2 separate regions of the Homo sapiens genome follow, and region 2 is linked to region 1. A link is a loop called in an ENCODE intact Hi-C map of the cell type or tissue named here. Cell type or tissue: breast epithelium. All regions are shown on one strand. Each heading gives the region's core, and the rest is flanking DNA. Links, peaks and the distances in the headings are about the cores only. Region 1 overlaps KDM2B (lysine demethylase 2B). Region 2 has its middle 34 kb from the start of KDM2B.

Region 1 (2,500 bases), core at 1-2,500:
CCTGTAATCCCAGCTACTCAGGAGGCTGAGGCAGGAGAATTGCTTGAACCCGGGAGGCAAAGGTTGCAGTGAGCTGAGATCGCACCACTGCACTCCAGCCTGGGCAACAAGAGCGAAACTCCATCCCCCCCCTCAAAAAAAGTGTTTTAAGAGTCCTAAAACATGGCTTTGCCTGGAAACCAAATGCAGGAGGTGGGACAGAGGGAACCATCGGTCAGTCTCCAAGCTCCATGGTGTGGCTTTGTCTTAGAAAAAGAATTTGCCTGGCCAGGCGCCGGTGGCTGACGCCTATAATCCCAGCACTTTGGGAGGCCAAGGCAGGCGGATGATCTGAGGTCAGGAGTTCGAGACCAGCCTGGCCAACATGGTGAAACCCCATCTCTACTAAAAAAATACAAAAATTAGCCAGGCATGGTGGTTCATGCCTGTAGTCCCAGCTAATCGGGAGGTTGAGGCAGGAGGATTGCTTGAACCCAGTAGGCAGAGGTTACAGTGTGCTTAGATTGAGCCACTGCACTCCAGCCTGGGCGACAGAGCGAGACTCCATCTCAAAAAAAAAAAAAAGAAAAGAAAAAGAATTTGCCTTTGTGGCCCAAGGTGGGGACCCCTATCTAAACTAGGGAACCCCAGGGTTCCCTAGGAAGCTGTGTCTTACCTTCACCATTTAAATTTTTCTGGCGAGATGATAGGTGACCCCATCCTGCAATGTCACTGCCCATGAGGTGGCACGAACATATACAGGTGTTTGGGGAATGGTGGATTTCCATTCCCCAACCCTTGTAGATGAAATCTCCCCTTCCCCTCATCCTGAAGCTATGAAGAGTGATGGAAGAGTGACAGCAACGAGTGGATATGTTGTGCATTTGATACTTAAGACAACATCTCGATCATCACTACATTCTTTTAACTTCAGTTAGGTTGATAGGGAATAGGTATGGTCCAAATGATCATTAAATTGCCATCTCTCTTATATTTATCTTTTATTTATCTTTCCCCCCCTCCCAGTGGCTCTAGTGAAAGCAGCCTTCCCAGAAAAGGTAATGCCGACATGCCCCATTCCCTTACAGCCACTGAATCTATTTGGAAATTGCAAATAATTTACCTTCCCTCTCCCCTTCCCCCTACCATTGGACTTTTTTTTTTTTCCATTGATTTTTTTTTTTTTTTTTCCAGGAGAAAAACAAATTGTAGGACACTTCCACCCACTCTCACATTTTGACTTTTTCAAGTCCTTGAGACCTGGGAGTTCTAGATACACTCGAGAAACCTTTTGTTGTCATCTCCTGAGGTCACTCAGCTTGAAGATGACTTGGACCTCCGAGGAAGGGCTGAGGCCAGGTGCCGCTGAGTGGGCCCTGAGGTCCTCTGGTAGACGGATGACCTGCAGGCTGGGAGCATTGCATGCCTTGTGACTGCCTTGCCTTTTGTTTTGGACTGACGTTGGTTAACTCAATTTGGTGAGGCTCCGAGTCTGTCAACAAATAATGTTGAGCAACCGTATGTTTAATGTCCCCAGGCATGTGGCTGAAACCTTTTGAAGGCGAAGGGTGGAAGGCGACAACCTGTTTGTAAGTCAATTCTTTGCAAATTTTTGTTTCCCGCAGTCCTCTCTTGGAAAAAAAAATAAATAAATAAATAAAAATTTGAATTCCTTCATCAGCATTTGTTTTCACCCAGCTGGTTTCCATTGGGTTCAGCAACAAAGAAGGGAGACTTATCTTTCCCTCCTGAAGTGCAGCCCCCTCAATTTTTTTCCCCTAATTTAGAAAGATTCCCAGGTGGTCATGGTGTCCGAGCAGAATGGCTCGGAAGGTGTCAAAAAGATTTGAAAAGTCAAAACCGACTTCAGAGTTTTACCAATCAAGTCTCATGTCAGGAAATGTGGATGAGGTCTGTCCGTCCTCAGCTTGCTTTTTAAGTACTGGTAATTCGTTCCAAAATCTTTTGTCCGTTTCTCTTGAATAGAGGTGGGGCTGAGGTCCCCTAAACCCTTCTTCATAGGAAATCAAGGTTTGCTTCATGCCTAGGAGCCCCTCTTTTTTAAACTCCAGAGGGCACCGATCTAGTAACTATGAGAAAAGATGACTCTTCTCCCAGCACTGAAACTGGGGTTCTCAGGAAAGGAGCTGGAGCCAAGGAAACCGCTAGATGATGGTCCCCACTCCGTGCATCCCCCAGGGGGCTGAAGAGCATGTGGTGGCCATGATCCCATTCCAAAGCATTCCATCCATCAGAGGCAGGCAGAGCCCAGCACCCAGTGTGCAGGCGGAGAGAGGAGGCCCAGCAGTGGGAGGAGGCCTTGAGGCCAGGAGCTGAGTGAGAGCCAGGACTCTCAGAGACGCTGGGTTTGGGCCTTTTCCAGACGGGCACTTTGAGAAATGCAGCAAAATAGCATTTTAGGGCAAAAGGAGAACGGAGGTCTGCTTCTAGTTGTCTTTGTCCCAGATGGGGAATGTCACCTGTTTATTGTCAGCAGAGAGCAGGGCAGTGGAGGTGGGCA
Region 2 (16,485 bases), core at 1,346-3,845, 100 kb before region 1:
AGGTAGGATAATTGCTTGAACGCAGGAGGCAGAGGTTGCAGTGAGCTGAGATCAGGCTGCTGCACTCAAGCCTGGGCGACAGAGGGAGACTCCGTCTCCAATAAAAAATAATAGTGACAGCGTCTCCCCATGTTGAGCATGCTGGTCTCAAACTCCTGGGCTCAAGGGATCCTCCCATCTGGGCCTCCCAAAGTTCTGGAATTACAAGCATGAGCCACTGTGTCCAGCCTATTCAAACATTTTATTTTATTTTATTATTATTTTAGGACAGAGTCTCTCTCTGTTCCCCAGGCTGCAGTGCAGTGGCTCGATCTCGGCTCACTGCAACCTCCGCCTCCTGGGTTCAACCGATTATTCTGGCTCAGCCTCCTAAATAACTGGGATTACAGGTGTCCATCACCACACCCAGCTAATTTTTTGTATTTTTAGTAGAGTCAGGGTTTCACCATGTTGGCCAGGCTGGTCTCGAACTCCTGACCTCAAGTGATCCACCCATCTCAGCCTCCCAAAGTGCTGGGATTACAGGTGTAAACCATTGTGCCCAACGTATTTAAACATTTTATTTTATTTTTATTTTTATTATTTTTAAGATGGAGTCTCGCTCTGTCCCCCAGGCTAGAGCGTAGTGGCTCAATCTCAGCTCACTGCAACCTCCAATTCCTAGGTTCAAGCGATTCTTCTGCCTCAGCCTCCTGAGTAACTAGGATTACAGGTGCCCACCAGCACACCCAGCTAATTTTTTATATTTTTAGTAGAGACAGGGTTTCACCATGTTGTCCAGGCTAGTCTCGAACTCCTGAACTCAGATGATCTGCCTGCCTCAGCCTCCCAGAGTGCTGGGATTACAGATGTGAGCCACTGCGCCTGGCCTTATTTATTTATTTATTTATTTATTTATTTATTTATTTATTTATTGAGACAGGGTCTCAATAGTCACCCAGGCTGGAGTGCAGTAGCACATCTCTACTTAAAAAAAAAAAAAAAAAAAAAGGCCAGGCGCGGTGGCTCACACCTATAATCCCAGCACTTTGGGAGGCTGAAACCGGCGGATCGCGAGGTCAGGAGATTGAGACCATCCTGGCTAACACGGTGAAACCCCGTCTCTACTAAAAATACAAAAAAATTAGCTGGGTGTGGTGGCGGGCGCCTGTAGTCCCAGCTACTTGGGAGGCTGAGGCAGGAGAATGGCGTGAACCCGGGAGGCGGAGCTTGCAGTAAGCCAAGATGGTGCCACTGCACTCCAGCCTGGGCGACAGAGCGAGACTCTGTCTCCAAATAAATAAATAAATAAGACTAGGCACGGTGGCTCACACCTGTAATCCCAGCACTTTGGGAGGCTGAGGTGGGCGGATCACCTGAGAGGACAGGAGTTCAAGACCAGCCTGACCAACATGGAGAAACCTCGTCTCTACTAAAAATACAAAAATTAGCTGGTGTGGTGGCGCATGCCTGTAATCCCAGCTACTTGGGAGGCTAAGGCAGGAGAACCGCCTGAACCCGGGAGGTGGAGTTTGCGATGAGATGAGATTATGCCATTGCACTCCAGCCTGGGCAATAAAAGCAATACTCTGTCTCAATAAATAAATAAATAAACCAGATGTGGTGGCGTGAGCCTGTACTCCCAGCTTCTTGGAATGAAGCTGCGGTGATCACACCACTGTCCTCCAACCTAGGCAATAAAGCGAGATCCTGTCTCAAAGAAAAAACAACTAAATAAATAAATGAATCATGGGCCAGGTGTGGTGGCTCATGCTTATAATTCCAACACTTTGGGAGGCCGAGGCGGTAGATCACTTAAGGTCAGGAGTTTGAGACCAGCCTGGCCAACATGGCGAAACTCCGTCTCCATTAAAAATACAAAAATTAGGCCGGGCACGGTGACTCACGCCTGTAATTCCAGCCCTTTCGGAGGCTGAGGCAGGTGGATCACCTGAGGTCAGGAGTTCAAGACCAGCCTGGTCAACATGGTAAAAGCCCATCTCTTCTAAAAATACAAAAATTAGCCGGGCTTGGTGGTGCATGCCTATAATCCCAGCTACTTGGGAGGCTGAGGCAGAAGAAGTGCTTGAACCCGGCAGGCAGAGGTTGGAGTGAGCAGAGATCACGCCACTGCACTGTAGCCTGGGCGACAGAGTAAGACCCTGTGTCAAAATAAGAAAAAATTAGCCGGGCGCGGTGGCTCACACCTGTAATCCCAGCACTTTAGGAGTCCAAGGCGGGCAGATCACGAGGTCTGGAGTTTGAGACCAGTCTGGCCAACATGGTGAAACCCCGTCTCTACTAAAAATACAAAAATTAGTCGAGCGTGGGGGCACACACCTGTAGTCCCAGCTACTTGGGAGGCTGAGGCAGGAAAATTGCTTGAACCCGGGAGGCAGAGGTTGCAATGAGCCGAGATCACACCACTGCACTCCAGCCTGGGTGACAGAGCTAGACTCCATCTCAAAAAAGAAAAAATTAGTTGGGTGTGGTGGCCAGGCCTGTAATCCCAGCTACTCCGGAGGCTGAGGCAGAAGAATTGCTTGAATCCAGGAGGCGAAAGTTGCAGTGAGCCGAGATCCTGCCACTGAACTCCAGCCTGGGCGACAGAGGGAGACTCAGTCTCTCAAAATCAATCAATCAATCAATCACGTCGCTATCACCCCAGGGCCTCCCACTGGCTACTGCCAATGGAAACAGGTTCAATGAACAAAACAATGCAATGTCCTTGGTTCCCAGAAACCCCCAGTTCAGGACTAGGAACACACAACATTTAGCAGCTAAGAGGGCCTGAGGTCTGGAGGGGGAAGAGGCCGGAAGCTGGGAGGAGAGATTTGCTGATTTTAGAGGAACAAAAGGATCTGGGAGTGGTGACTCAGAGGGGGCTTTGGGGTGGTGAGGGTTTCCTTTCCCCAGCTACTATGTCACGCTCCTCACCCCTCTCCTAATATTCTGTGTGGTTTGAATTTCCCCATCTGCACAGATCACAAGTAATAAAAACTTGGGTGGGGTGTCTGGACCATCCCTGCCTCCTGCCCCAGGATCCTAGAGGGGTCCATGGTTACTAACTTTTCCCCACAGTTTTTTTTTTTTTTTTGGTGGTGGGGAGACAGGGGTCTCATTGTGTTACCCAGGCTGCATTCGGACTCCTGGGCTCCACAGGCATGCACCACCAAGCCCGGCTAGAACAATGTTTTCATACCCCTGGCGATGGGAAGCTCACTCCTTCTAGAAGCTGAGCATGTCTGATTGGTTGTCTGATACTTCAAAAGTTGTCCTTGTATGGAGCTGGGGGCAGCTTCCCTGTCAGTCCTTCCTTGTGTCCTGACTCAGAATGCATGAAATCCCTCTGCCAGCCAGCCCTGGTGCCAGCTCCACAAGACATCTGGGAGGCAGCTTTTGTGAGTGATCTTGAAGGTTTTCATGGTCAAAGAATTGGGGTGAAGGAGGCTGGAAACCAAGTGAGACACTGTCAGGGGGCTGGTTACAAAATGCAGAATGGGGTCGGGTTGGTGAGCCCTGGTGTTGGTCTCAGAATGGTTCTCTGACTCTGGAGCTTAGACTATGCCAGGGGAGTGTGAACTCTGTCTCCTTGCTCTCCAGTTTCTGGGCTTATAGTGCTCATTCTTCCTCCCTCCACTCCTACCCCCTCACTGGTCAGAAGTCTTTGTTGGGTCTGAGTTTGTGCCCATGCCTTTAAAAGTGAGAACTTTTTCTGGCCTGGATAAGAAATCTTTGCTGACGACGCGGTGACTCATGCCTGTAATCCCAGCATTTTGGGAGGCTGAGGTGGACGGATCACCTGAGGTCAGGAGTTCGAGACCAGCCTGGCCAGCATGGTGAAACTGCATCTCTACTAAAAATACAAAAATTATCCGGGCATGGTGGCACATGCCTGTAATCCCAGCTATTCAAGAGGCTGAGGCACAAGAATCACTTGAACCCAAGAGGCGGAGGTTGCAGTGAGCTGAGATCACACCATTACACTCCAGCCTGGGCCATAGAGTAAGACTCTATTTAAAAAAAAAAAAAAAGAAAAAAAGAAATCTTTGCCAACCACAAGGTCACGAAGATATTCACCTGTGTTTTCTTTTAAAAGTTTTAGGCCAGGCATGGTGGCTCATGCCTATAATCTCAGCACCTGGGGAGGCCAGGTCGAGAGGATCACTTGAGACCAGGAGGTTTGAGACCAGCCTGGGCAACATAGTGGAACCCTGTCTCTACCCTCCACCCACCCCGCCAAAAATAAAAGTGTTTTTGCTTGTATGTTTAGGTCTGTGATCCGTGTCATACTGATTTTTTTCTATTTCTGTTTTTTTCTTAGAGACAAGGTCTTGCTCTGTTGCCCAGGCTGGAGTGCAGTGGCTCTTCATAGGTGTGATCATTGCACACTACAGCCTCAAATTCATGACTCAAGTGATTCTCACTCCTGCCTCAGCTTCTCAAGTAGCTGAGCCTATAGCCCATCAATCAAATACAGATTTTTGAGTGAAGCAAGCTTTCCCCACTGAAATGCATGGACATTTTTGTCAAAAATCACGTGACTACTATACATGACAGACTGTTTCTGAACTCTCTATTCTAGTCTGTGGATCTATTTGTCTACTCTCATGCCAATAGATACTGTGTTGATTACTCTAGGTTTAAAGTAAATCTTGGGGGCAGGGCGTGGTGGCTCACACCTGTAACCCCAGTACTTTGGGGGGGCCAAGGTGGGCGGATCACTTGAGGTCAGGAGTTTGAGACCAGTCTGACCAACATGGTGAAACCTCATCTCTACTAAAAATACAAAAATTAGCTGGGCATGGTGGCCCGCACCTGTAGTCCCAGCTATTTGGGAGGCTAAGGCAGGAGAACCCTTGAACCCGGGAGACGGAGGTAGCAGTGAGCCGAGGTCACGCCACTGCACTCCATACTGGGCGACAGAGTAAGACTCCGTCTCAAAAGTAAATAAATTGGCCGGGCGCAGTGGCTCATGCCTGTAATCCCAGCACTTTGGGAGGCCGAGGCGGGCCGATCACAAGGTCAGGAGATCGAGACCATCCTGGCTAACACGGTGAAACCTCATCTCTACTAAAAATACAAAAAATTAGCCAGGCGTGGTGGCAGGCGCCTGTAGTCCCAGCTACTCTGGAGGCTGAGGCAGGAGAATGGCATGAACCCGGGAGGCAGAGCTTGTAGTGAGCTGAGATCGCGCCATTGCACTCTAGCCTGGGTGACAGAGTGAGACTCCATCTCAAAAAAAAAAAAAAAAGTAAATAAATTAATAAATAAATAAATAAAAATAAAATAAGTCTTGGGGAAAAAAAACCCCATAAATTCCTCAAAATTAAAAAAAAAAAAGTCTCGGCCGGGCATGGTGGTTCACGCCTGTAATCCCAGCACTTTGGGAGGCCGAGGCGGGCGGATCACGAGGTTAGGAGTTTGAGACCAGCCTGGTCAACGCAGTGAAATCCTGTCTCTACTAAACATACAAAAATTAGCCGGATGTGGTGGCACGCACCTGTAGTCCCAGCTACTCGGGAGGCTGAGGCAGGAGAATTGCTTGAACCTGGGAGGTGGAGGTTGCAGTGAGCCGAGACGGGGCCACTACACTTCAGCCTGGGTGACAGAGCAAGACCCTGTCTCAAAAAAAAAAGTCTCTTTTTTAAGACAGAGTCTCTCTCTATTGCCCAGGCTGGAGTGCAATGGCACGTTCTGGGCTCACTGCAACCTCGGCTCCCGGGTTCAAGCGATTCTCCTGCTTCAGCCTCCCGAGTAGCTAGGATTACAGGTGCCTGCTGCCACATCCAGCTAATTTTTGTATTTTTAGTAGAAACAGGGATTCGCCGTGTTGGCCAGGCTGGTCTGGAACTCCTGACCTCAGGTTATTCACCCACCTCAGCCTCCCAAAGTGCTGAGATTACAGACATGAGTCACCACGCCCGGCCTCAAAATAAGTCTTAAAGTCAGGTAGAGGTAAGACCTTCAACTTGTTCCCTCCCTCCCTTCCTCCCTTCCTTCCTTCCTTCTTTTTTTTTCACAGGGGTCTTGGTCTCTTGCCCAGACTGGAGTGCAGTGGCACAATCTCAGCCCACTATAACCTCTGCCTCCCGGGTGCAAGTGATCCTCTCAGCTCAGCCTCCCAAGTAGCTAGGGCTACAGGCCTGCATCACCACATCTGGCTAATTTTTGTGTTTTTTTTTTTTTTTTTTTTTTTGTAGAGACAGGGGGTCTTGCCACGTTGCCCAGGCTGGTCTTGAACTCCTGGGCTCAAGCGATCCGCTTGCCTCAGCCTCCCAAAGTGCTGGGATTAAAGGCTAGAGCCACTGTGACCAGCTTCTTTTTTGTTGTTGTTGTTTTGAGATGAAGTTTCATTCTGTTGCCTAGACTGGAGTCCAGAGGCACGATTATGGCTCACTGCAGCCTTGACCTCCTGGGTTCAAGTGACCCTCCCACCTCAGCCTGCCAAGTAGCTGAGACTACATGCACACACCACCACACCTGGCTAATTTTTTATTATTTATAAAGATGGGATCTAATATGTTGCCTAGGCCAGTCTCAAAACTCCTGGACACAAGCGATCCTCCTGCCATGGCCTCCCAAAATGCTGGGATTACAGGCGTGAGCTAACCTACCCAGCCTAGTTCTCTTTTTCTTTTCTTTTCTTTCTTTCTTTTTTTTTTTTTTTTTTTGAGACGGAGTTTTGCTCTTGTTGCCCAGGCTGGAGCGCAATGGCATGATCTCAGCTCACTGCAACCTCCACCTCCTGGATTCAAGTGATTCTCCTGCCTCAGCCTCCCGAGTAGCTGGGATTACAGGCATGCACCACCACGCCCGGGTAATTTTTACATTTTTAGTAGAGACGAGGTTTCTACATGTTGGTCAGGCTGGTCTTGAACTCGTGACCTCAGGTGATCCACCCACCTCAGCCTCCCAAAGTGCTGGATTACAGGCATGAGCCACCACGCCTAGTCTAGTTCTCCTTTTTCAAAACTGAATTTGCTGTACAGAATGTTGGGGTAAATTTTGTCAATACACATATGCCTTGGAGAATCACTATATCCCTTAACTTGGTGGGTGTCAGCAGGATCATTTTCCTGGACGGTCTGACATCCTCTATTAGCAAAGCAGGCCACACTGCAGAGATCAGACACATGAGATCAGGTTGGACTCTTAAAGGTTAAACTGTGTCCCCCCAAAAAAGACATTGCAGTCCTAAACCTCAGTACCTCAGAATGTGACCTCATTTGGGGCTGGGCGCAGTGGCTCACGCCTGTAATTTCAACACCTTGGGAGACTGAGGCAGGCGGATCACCTGAGGTCAGGAGTTCAAGACCAGCCTGGCAAACATGGTGAAACCCCATCTCTACTGAAAATACAAAAAGTAGCCAGGAGGTGGAGGTTGCAGTGAGCCAAGATTGCGCCATTGCACTGCAGCCCGGCAGACAAGAGTGAAACTCCACCTCAAAAAGAAGAATGTGGCCGGCTGGGCACGATGGCTCACGCCTGTAATCCCAGCACTTTGGGAGGCCGAGGCAGGCGGATCACGAGGTCAGGAGATCGAGACCATCCTGGCTAACACGGTGAAACCCCCGTCTCTAATGAAAAAAATACAAAAAATTAGCCAGGCATGGTGGCAGGTGCTTGTAGTCCCAGCTACTCGGGAGGCTGAGGCAGGAGAATGGCGTGAACCTGGAAGGCAGAACTTGCAGTGAGCCGAGATCACGCCACTGCACTCCAGCCTGGGTGACAGAGCGAGACTCCGTCTCAAAAAAAAACAAAAGAAGAAGACTGTGGCCAGGCACGGTGGCTCACATCTGTAATCCCAGCACTTTGGGAGGCCGAGGAGGGTGGATCAGGAGGTCAGGAGTTGGAGACCAGCCTGGCCAACATGGTGAAACCCGATCTCTACTAAAAATACAAAAATTAGCTGGGTGTGAAGGCAAGCGACTGTTGTAATCCTAGCTACTTGGGAGGCTGAGGCAGGAGAATCTCTTGACACTGGAAGGCAGAGGTTGCAGTCAGCTGAGATTGTGCCATTGCACTCCAGCCTGGGCGAAAGAGTGAAACTCTCTAAAAAAAAAAAAAAAAACCACAAACAAAAAAAAACGAAGAATGTGACCTCATTTGGAAATACAGCCTTTACAGAGGTAATCAAATTAAAATGAGGTCATAGGGTGGGCACTTATTTCGTTTGGATCTGTGTCCCCACCCAAATCTCATGTTCAATTGTAATCCCCAGTGTTGGAGATGGAGCCTGGTGAGAGGTGATTGGATCACGGGGCCAGTTTCTCATGAATGGTTTAGCACCATCCTCTTGGTGCTATGACAGTGAGTGAGATCTGGTTGTTTAAAAGTGTATAGCACCTCCCCGCCCCTCTCTTCCTCCTGCTCCCGCCATGTGAAGGGCTGGTTCCTCCTTTGCCTTCCGCCATGATTGGAAGCTTCTTGAGGCCTCCCCAGAAGCAGATGCTGCAATGTTTCCTGCACAACCTTCCGAACCAAGAGCCAATTAATCCTCTTTTCTTTCTTTCTTTCTTTCTTTTTTTTTTTTTGACGGAGTCTCGCTCTGTCGCCCAGGCTGGAGTGCAGTGGCGCAATATCAGCTCACTGCAAGCTCCACCTCCCGGGTTCACGGCCATTCTCCTGCTTCAGCCTCCGGAGTAGCTGGGACTACAGGCGACTGCCACCACGCCCAGCTGATTTTTTTGTATTCATCCTCTTTTCTTTATAAATTACTCAGTCTTAGGTATTTCTTTTTCTTTTTTTTTTTCGAGACAGAGTCTCACTCTGTTGCCCAGGCTGGAGTGCAGTGGCGCGATCTGGGCTCACTTTAACTTCCGCCTCTGGGTGCAAGCAATTCTCTGCCTCCGCCTCCCGAGTAGCTGGGATTACAGGTGCCTGCCACCACGCCCAGCTAATTTTTGTATTTTTAGTAGAGATGAGGATTCACCATCTTGGACCGGCAGGTTGAACTGCTGACCTCGTGATCCACCTGCCTCAGCCTCCCAAAGTGCTGGGAGTACAGGCGTGAGCCACTGTGCCCGGCCTAGGTATTTTTTTTTTTTTTTTTTTTGAGATGGAGTCTCGCTCTGTCTTCCAGGCTGGAGTGCAGTGGCTCAATGTTGGCTCACTGCAACCTCCACCTCCCTGGTTCAAGCAATTCTCCTGCCTCAGCCTCCCGAGTAGCTGGGATTACAGGAGTGCATCACCACGCCCGGCTAATTTTTGTATTTTTAGTAGAGAGGGGGTTTCGCCATGTTGGCCAGGCTGGTCTCGAACTCCTGGCCTCAAATGATCTGTCCGCCTCGGCCTCCCAAAATGCTGGGATTACAGGCGTGAACCATGGTGCCCAGCCTCAGGTATTTCTTTTCATTTTTTTTTTTTTTTTTCTAAATGGAATTTTGTGCTTGTTGCCCAGGCTGGAGTGCAGTGGTGCAATCTCGCCTCACTGCAACCTCCACCTCCTGGGTTCAAGCGATTCTCCTGCCTCAGCCTCCCGAGTAGCTGGGATTATAGGCGCCTGCCACAACGTCCGACTAATGTTTTGTAGTTTTAGTAGAGACAGGGTTTCCCCATTTTGGCCAGACTTGTCCCGAACTCCTGACCTCAGGTGATCTGCTGGCCTGGGCCTCCCAAAGTGCTGGAATTACAGGTGTGAGTCACCGTGCCCAGCTTGGTATTTCTTTATAGCAATGACAGAACAGACTCATACAGCCCTCTTCCAATATTACTAATATCCTTATAAAAAGGAGAAGTGTGAAATTTGCAAGGAGCAGTGGCTCTTGTCTGGGGTTCCCGCTACTAGTGAGGCTGAGGCAGGAGCATTGCTTGATCCCATGAGGTCAAAGCTGCACTGAGCTGTGAGCGTGACACTGCACTCCAGCCTTGGCAACAGTGTGAGACCCTGTCTCAAAAAAGACAAAAACAGCCAGGCACCGTGGCTCACGCCTGTAATCCCAGCCTTTTGGGAGGCCGAGGCGGGCGGATCACCTGAGGTCAGGAGTTGGAGACCAGCCTGACCAACATGGAGAAAACTTATCTCTACTAAAAATACAAAATTAGCCGGGCGTGGTGGCATGTGCCTGTAATCCCAGTTACTCGGGAGGCTAAGGTAGGAGAATGGCTTGAACCCGGGAGGAGGAGGTTGTAGTGAGCCAAGATCGCACCACTGCACGCCAGCCTGGGCAACAAGAGCGAAACTCTGTCAGAAAAAAAAAACAAAAAACAAAAAACAAAAACAAAGGAGGAAATTTAGACACAGACAGACATGTACAGAGGGAAGACCACATGAATGGACACAAGAAGACGGCCGTCTACAAGCCAGGTAGCTCGAGCAGCAGGGCCTGGGGCATGTCCTTCCCTGGTTCCTTCCGAGGGACCGTGGCCTTGCTGACATCTTGATTTTGGACTTCTGGCCTCCAGAACTGTGAGACAATAAGTTTCTCTCCTAAGCCACCCAGTTTGTGGGACTTAAAAAAATTTTTTTGGGGGGGCCGGGCGTGATGGCTCACGCCTGTAATCCCAGCACTTTGGGAGGCCGAGGTGGGCGGATCACCTGCGGTCAGGAGACCAGCCTGGGCAACATGGCGAAACCCTGTCTCTACTAAAAAATACAAAAGTTAGCTGGGAATGGTGGTGTACGCCTGTAGTCCCAGCTACTCGGGAGGCTGAGGTGGAAGAATCGTTTGAACCCAGGAGGCGGGGGTTGCAGTGAGCTGAGATCAGGCCATTGTACTCCAGCCTGGGTGACAGAGTGAGACTCTGTCTCAAAAAAAAAAAAACAAAAAACAAAAAACAGGTCAGGAGCGGTGGCTCACGCCAGGACTTTGGGAGGCCAAGGCAGGCGGATCACGAGGTCAGGAGATCGAGACCATCCTGGCTAACATGGTGAAACCCTGTCTCTACTAAAAATACAAAAAATTAGCTGGGCGTGGTGGCGGATGCCTGTAGTCCCAGCTACTCGGGAGGCTGAGGCAGGAGAATGGCGTGAACCTGGGAGGCAGAGCTTGCAGTGAGCCAAGATCGCGCCACTGCACTCCAGCCTGGGCAACAGAGTGAGACTCCATCTCAAAAAAAAAAAAAAAAAAAGAAGAAGAAAAGAATACAAGGAGGCTGGAGTGATTTGGGGTGGGGTCTTCAGCCAGCCAAGGAAGTTGAATTCTAATGGGGCTGCAAGTGTGTTCAGATGAGATTAGATCATTATGCAGAGTTTGGAGCTAGGCACTCTTGGATTTGAATCCCAGTTTTGTCAGTTTGTAACTGTGCCACTTTGGGCAAGCACCCCAGCCTCTCTGAGCCCCATCTGTGAAAGGGGAATATTGATGGGACTTGGCAAAGAGGTTGTTATGAGTGTTTCATGAAAGAAAAGTTGTCTGGCAATTAGCACAGCGCTCAGTAAATGGTGGCTCCAACCTTCCCTCTCATGGGATGTGCTGTGCTCAGAGAAAGAGGATTGCTGCCTTCCAGATTGAATGAATTGACTGATCTGTAAGTCTTTAGTGAAGGTAGTATATCTGTGAGAATCTGACCAGGACAAACAGTTACCACACTAAGAGCATTTATCCTGAGAATTGCTCCAGGGGTAATGGAAGACTTACAGGAAAAGGCAGGCAGGGGAAGGGCAGCCCCCAGGTTAGCCCCAGCAGGAGGACTGCTATCACCCTGGGGTTGGAGGGACAGAGGCAGGGGGTGGTGTTTCTGGTACCGAAGAGGGACTGGAGTCCTCAGGCAGAAGCCAGAGCCACAGTGGACCTGTCTGGTGGGAGGTGGAGCTGGAGATCCCACCTGAGGCAGAGGGGTAGGAACACCCTGGATTCCCCTCCTCCCACCACCTGGCTCCTCCCACCCACCAGGCTCCTCCCACCACCAGGCTCCTCCCACCCACCAGGCTCCTGGCACTGCCTCCAGTTGGTCCATCTGTGCAGGAAGCCACCCTGCCAAAGGTTGGCCACCCTGTGATCTGGAGCAAGGCTAGAGAAAGGCAAGGGAGGGGTCCAAGGGCAAAGAAGTGCAGGCCCAACACTGGGGTGTGGGGGTTCCATCCGTTCTCTCTGGAGATTCCAGATTCCCCATCTAGAAAACGGGGATAATAATAGCACCTACTTATAGAATAGCTGACTGCCTACAACAGTGTAACACGTGTAAGCAGGTGAGCCCAGCAGCTGGCACACAGTAGGGAGTACCCCATAGATGTCATGAACAACCTAGTTAGCTGTTTTCTGCTCAGAGGATGAAAGGAGGTAACAGGGCCAGGCACAGTGGCTCACACCTGTAATCCCAGTACTTTGGGAGGCTGAGGCAGGAGGATCGCTTGAGCCCAGGAGTTCAAGACCAGCCTGGGCAACATAGTAAAACCCTGCCTCTAATAAAAAAAAAAAAAGAGAGAGAGAGAAAGAGGAAAAGAAATGAGAAAAAGAGAAAGAAAGAAAAGAAAAGAAAGAAAGAGCAAGAAGAAAGGGAAAGAAAGAAAAGAAAGAAAGAGAAAGAAAGAAGAAAAGAAATGAAAAGAGCTGAGCTAACAGGACAGGGCCTGGGAATAAATTCGAGGTACAGGAACAGTGCTAGGGCTGGTGATATTTTTGTCTTGGAGACGTGTCCATCTGTCCTCTCTCCATTCTAAGCTGGTGAGTCTGTCGGTCTCCTTTTAGAAATCCTGAGTCAGGGCAGCTCTTACCAAGTTCAGGGTGGCTCGAAGTTTGGCCTCTGTGCTCCCTCAAAAGGATTTCAAATCCACTAGATTTTTAGTTGGTTTCTCTGCCTCCTACCATTGCCAAACTTCCCTTGCCTCCCCCAGCCTGGGGCTGAGCCATTTCCAGGATCTCGCTTTGTATAATTAAAAAGAAAAATAGAACAGCTGATGTTGCCAAACATGTATTTAAAGTGACACCCTGAGTTCAAGGAGTGGAAAATAAAAACGTTTAAGGTTTAGATTAAAAGTCTCCATGCTCAGCTGTCTCCTAACCCTGGGATTTCTCCACAGCCCGGCCGCCTTTAATCCCCTGCCCTGGCTCGTAAAAGCCCTTTAGACTGAGGGCATTTATTTCCCAGAGAACAGTTCCAGCCTAATCACATAAAAACACCCGCATCCTGGGAACAGCCTGTCAAACACAGTGTGGCTCTGTGAGGCCCCAGAGAAGCTGGAGAAATTGTAGTTCTGATCACCCCAGGAGTCACGCTGCAGTCACTTTCCTAGACTGCACCCTTCCCCACAATATCCAATTCATCAATAAACCCAGTCAGTTCTAGCCCCTAGCATTTTCTTTTTCTTTTTCTTTTTTTTTTTGAAACGGAGTCTCGCTCCGTCGCCCAGGCTGGAGTGCAGTGGCGCGATCTCGGCTCACTGCAAGCTCCGCCTCCCGGGTTCACACCATTCTCCTGCCTCAGCCTCCTGAGTAGCTGGGACTACAGGCGCCCGCCACCACGCCCAGCTAATTTTTTTTTGTATTTTTTAGTAGAGACGGGGTTTCACCTTGTTAGCCAGGATGGTCTCGATCTCCTGACCTCGTGATCCACCTGCCTCGGCCTCCCAAGGTGCTGGGATTACAGGCGTGAGCCACTGCGCCCGGCCTCCCCTAGCATTTTCTTGAGATCTGAGCTCTTCCGTCCAGCAGCAACCATTCCATCACATCCGGGCTGCCATTGTTGCCCACCCACACGTCTGCAGTTACCCACCCGGGCTCTCTGCTTCTGCTGATCCCGCTAAAGCCCATTCTGTAATAGCAACAAGAAATAGTTTTTGAAACATAAATCTGATCATGTCCTTTCTCTGCTTGTATTAGTTTCCCATTGCTGCTGTAAGAAATTACCATAAATTGGCCGGGCGCGGCGGTTCATGCCTGTAATCCCAGCACTTTGGGAAGCCGAGGTGGGCAGATCACCTGAGGTCAAGAGTTCGAGACCAGCCTGGCCAACATGGTGAAACCCCATCTCTACTAAAATTTCAAAAATTAGCCGGGCGTGGTGGCAGTCTCCTGTAATCCCAGCTACTCAGGTGGCTGAGGCATGAGAATCTCTTGAACCCAGGAGGCAGAGGTTGCAGTGAGCCGAGATTGCGCCATCACACTCCAGCCTGGGGGACAAGACCGAGTCTTTGTCTCCAAAAAAAAAAAAAAAAAAAAAAGCAAAAATTAACCAGGCGTGGTGGCGGGTGCCTGTAATCCCAGCGACTCGGGAGGCTGAGGCAGGAGAATTGCTTGAACCCGGGAGGCGGAGCTTGCAGTGAGCCGAGATCACATCACTGCACTCCAGCCTGGGCGAGACAGAGTGAGACTCCATCTCAAAACACACACACAAACACACACACACACACACACACACAAATTCATTATCTTAGTTCTAGAGGTAAGAAGTTCAAAATGAATCATCAGGGGCCAAAATTAAGGTGACAGCAGGGCTGGTTCCTTTGGAGGCTCCAATGAGATAATGGGAAAATCCATTTCTTGCTTTTTCCCTTCTGCTGGCTGCCTGCATTCCTTAGTGTGCAGCCCCTTCTGTTTCTAAAGCAGGTCACGCCTCTCCAGACTCTGCTTCCATTGTCACATCGCTTCTCTGACCTCCTCTACCTCTCCTGAGGACACCTGTGGTTACACTGGGCCCACCCAGGTAATCCAGGATCAATCTTAAAATCCTTCACTCCATCACATCCGCAAAGTCCCTTCATCCATATACGGTCACATATTCACAGGTGCCAGACAGTAAGACATGGACATCCCTGGGGGACATTTACTCAGCCTGCCACACTGTGTACAGCCCTCCAGTGACCATGCATCTGAGAATCTGAGTTAGGATGAAATCCAAGCGCCTTCCCCAGCATGGGAAAGACTGATGTGATCTAGTTCCTGCCTATCTCTCCAGTGTGGTGGCTCACGTTTGCAATGTCAGCACTTTGGGAGGCCAAGGCGGGTAGATCACCTGAGGTTAGGAGTTCAAGACCAGCCTGGCCAACATGGCGAAACCCCATCACTACCAAAAATACAAAAATTAGCCAGGCAGTGTGTTGTGACGCATGACTGTAATCCCAACTACTCAGGAGGCTGAGGCATCAGAATCGCTTAAACCTGGGAGGCAGAGGTTGCAGCGGGTGGAGATCGCACCACTGCTCTCCAGCCTGGGTGACAGAGTAAGCCCCCATCTCAAAACAAAACAAAACAAACAAACAAAATTTCAAGCCAGGTGCCTATAATCCCAGCACATTTGGAGGTCAAGTCAGGAGGATCACTTGAGCCCAGGAGTTCCAGATCAGCCTGGGTAACATGGCCAGACCCCATCTCTACAAATAATAAAACTAGGCTGGGCATGGTGGCTCACGCTTGTAATCCCAGCACTTTGGGAGGCTGAGGTGGGTGGATCACCTGAGGTCAGGAGTTCAAGACCAGCCTGGCAAAAATGTTGAAACCCTGTCTCTACTAAAAATACAAAAAATTAGCTGGGCATGGTGGTGGGCACCTGTAATCCCAGCTACTCGGGAGGCTGGGACAGGAAAATTGCTTGAACCTGGGAGGCAGAGGTTGCATTGAGCTGAGATCAAGCCACTGCACTCCAGCCTGGGTGAGAGAGTGAAACTCTGTCTCAGATAAAATAAAATAAATAAATAAATAAAACAACAGCAATGTATTGGTCATAGTTCTGGGGGCTGGGAAGTTCAAGGTCAAGTCACCAGCAGACTCGGTCTCTGGTGAGGACTTAGTTTACTTCAAAAATGGCACCCTGTTGCTGTATCTTCCATGGTGGAAAGGGGCTAGCTTCTCCACTCGGGTCTCTTTTTTTCTTTTCCAGACAAGGTCAGTTCTGTCGTCCAAGCTGGAGTGCAATGGCATGATCTCAGCTCACTGCAAGCTCCAGCTTCTGGATTTAAGTGATTCTCCTCCCTTGGGGATCACAGGCATGCACCACCACACCTAGCACATTTTTGTATTTTTAGTAGACACAGGATTTCGCCATGTTGGCCAGGCTGGGGACCTCTTTTATTTATTTATTTGGTTGTTGCTGTTGTTGAGACAGGATCTCACTCTGTCGCCCAGGCTGAAGTGTAGTGGTACAATCACAGCTCACTACAGCCTCATTCTCCCAGGCTCAGGTGATCCTTCCACCTCAGCATCCTGGGTAGCTGGGACCACAGGAATGCACCACCACAACCGGCTAATATTGTGTAGTGAGACGGGGTCTCCCCATGTTTGCCCAGGCCAGTCTCGAACTCCTGGGCTCAAGCAATCTGCCTACCTCAGCCTCCCAAAGTTCTGGGACTACAGGCATGAGCCACAGCACATAGCCCCCTCGAGCTGCTTTTATGAGGGCACTAATCCCTTCACACACGCAGAACCTTATAACTTAATCACCTCCCAAAGGACCTATCTCTTAATACTATTGCATTGGGTATTAGGTTCCAACACATGAATTTTGGGGGGACACTAACATTCGGACAATTGTATATGTATACTATCAAGTCTATTTACATAAAATTCAAAGACAGGACAAGTAAAATGGAAACTATGGGAGTGATGGATATGCGTTAATCAATATGAC

Evidence for each region. A loop is a pair of places that touch in the nucleus more often than their neighbours do. Peaks named below come from ENCODE experiments on the same cell type or tissue, not always from the same donor. Only the 100,000 strongest peaks of a DNase experiment are listed, where the experiment ranks them.
Region 2: a loop joins it to region 1, with 16 times the contacts of the local background. A loop is called at or near these places in 35 of 110 quality-filtered maps.

Annotation. Positions count from the first base shown.
Region 1 is chr12:121,515,537-121,518,036 of GRCh38, reverse strand. All of the region lies in intron 9 of KDM2B (lysine demethylase 2B), which reads left to right. Among named protein-coding and RNA genes, the nearest start is that of KDM2B-DT, 64 kb to the left of the region's middle. RefSeq lists enhancers at 1,745-2,251, 2,252-2,500. In breast epithelium, for the core only: no CTCF peak of the experiment used is centred there; a DNase peak (open chromatin) is centred at 1,487; H3K27ac peaks cover 330 bases.
Region 2 is chr12:121,606,851-121,623,335 of GRCh38, reverse strand. No RefSeq gene overlaps it. Among named protein-coding and RNA genes, the nearest start is that of KDM2B, 34 kb to the right of the region's middle. RefSeq lists an enhancer at 2,678-2,972 and a silencer at 8,240-8,289. In breast epithelium, for the core only: no CTCF peak of the experiment used is centred there; no DNase peak of the experiment used is centred there.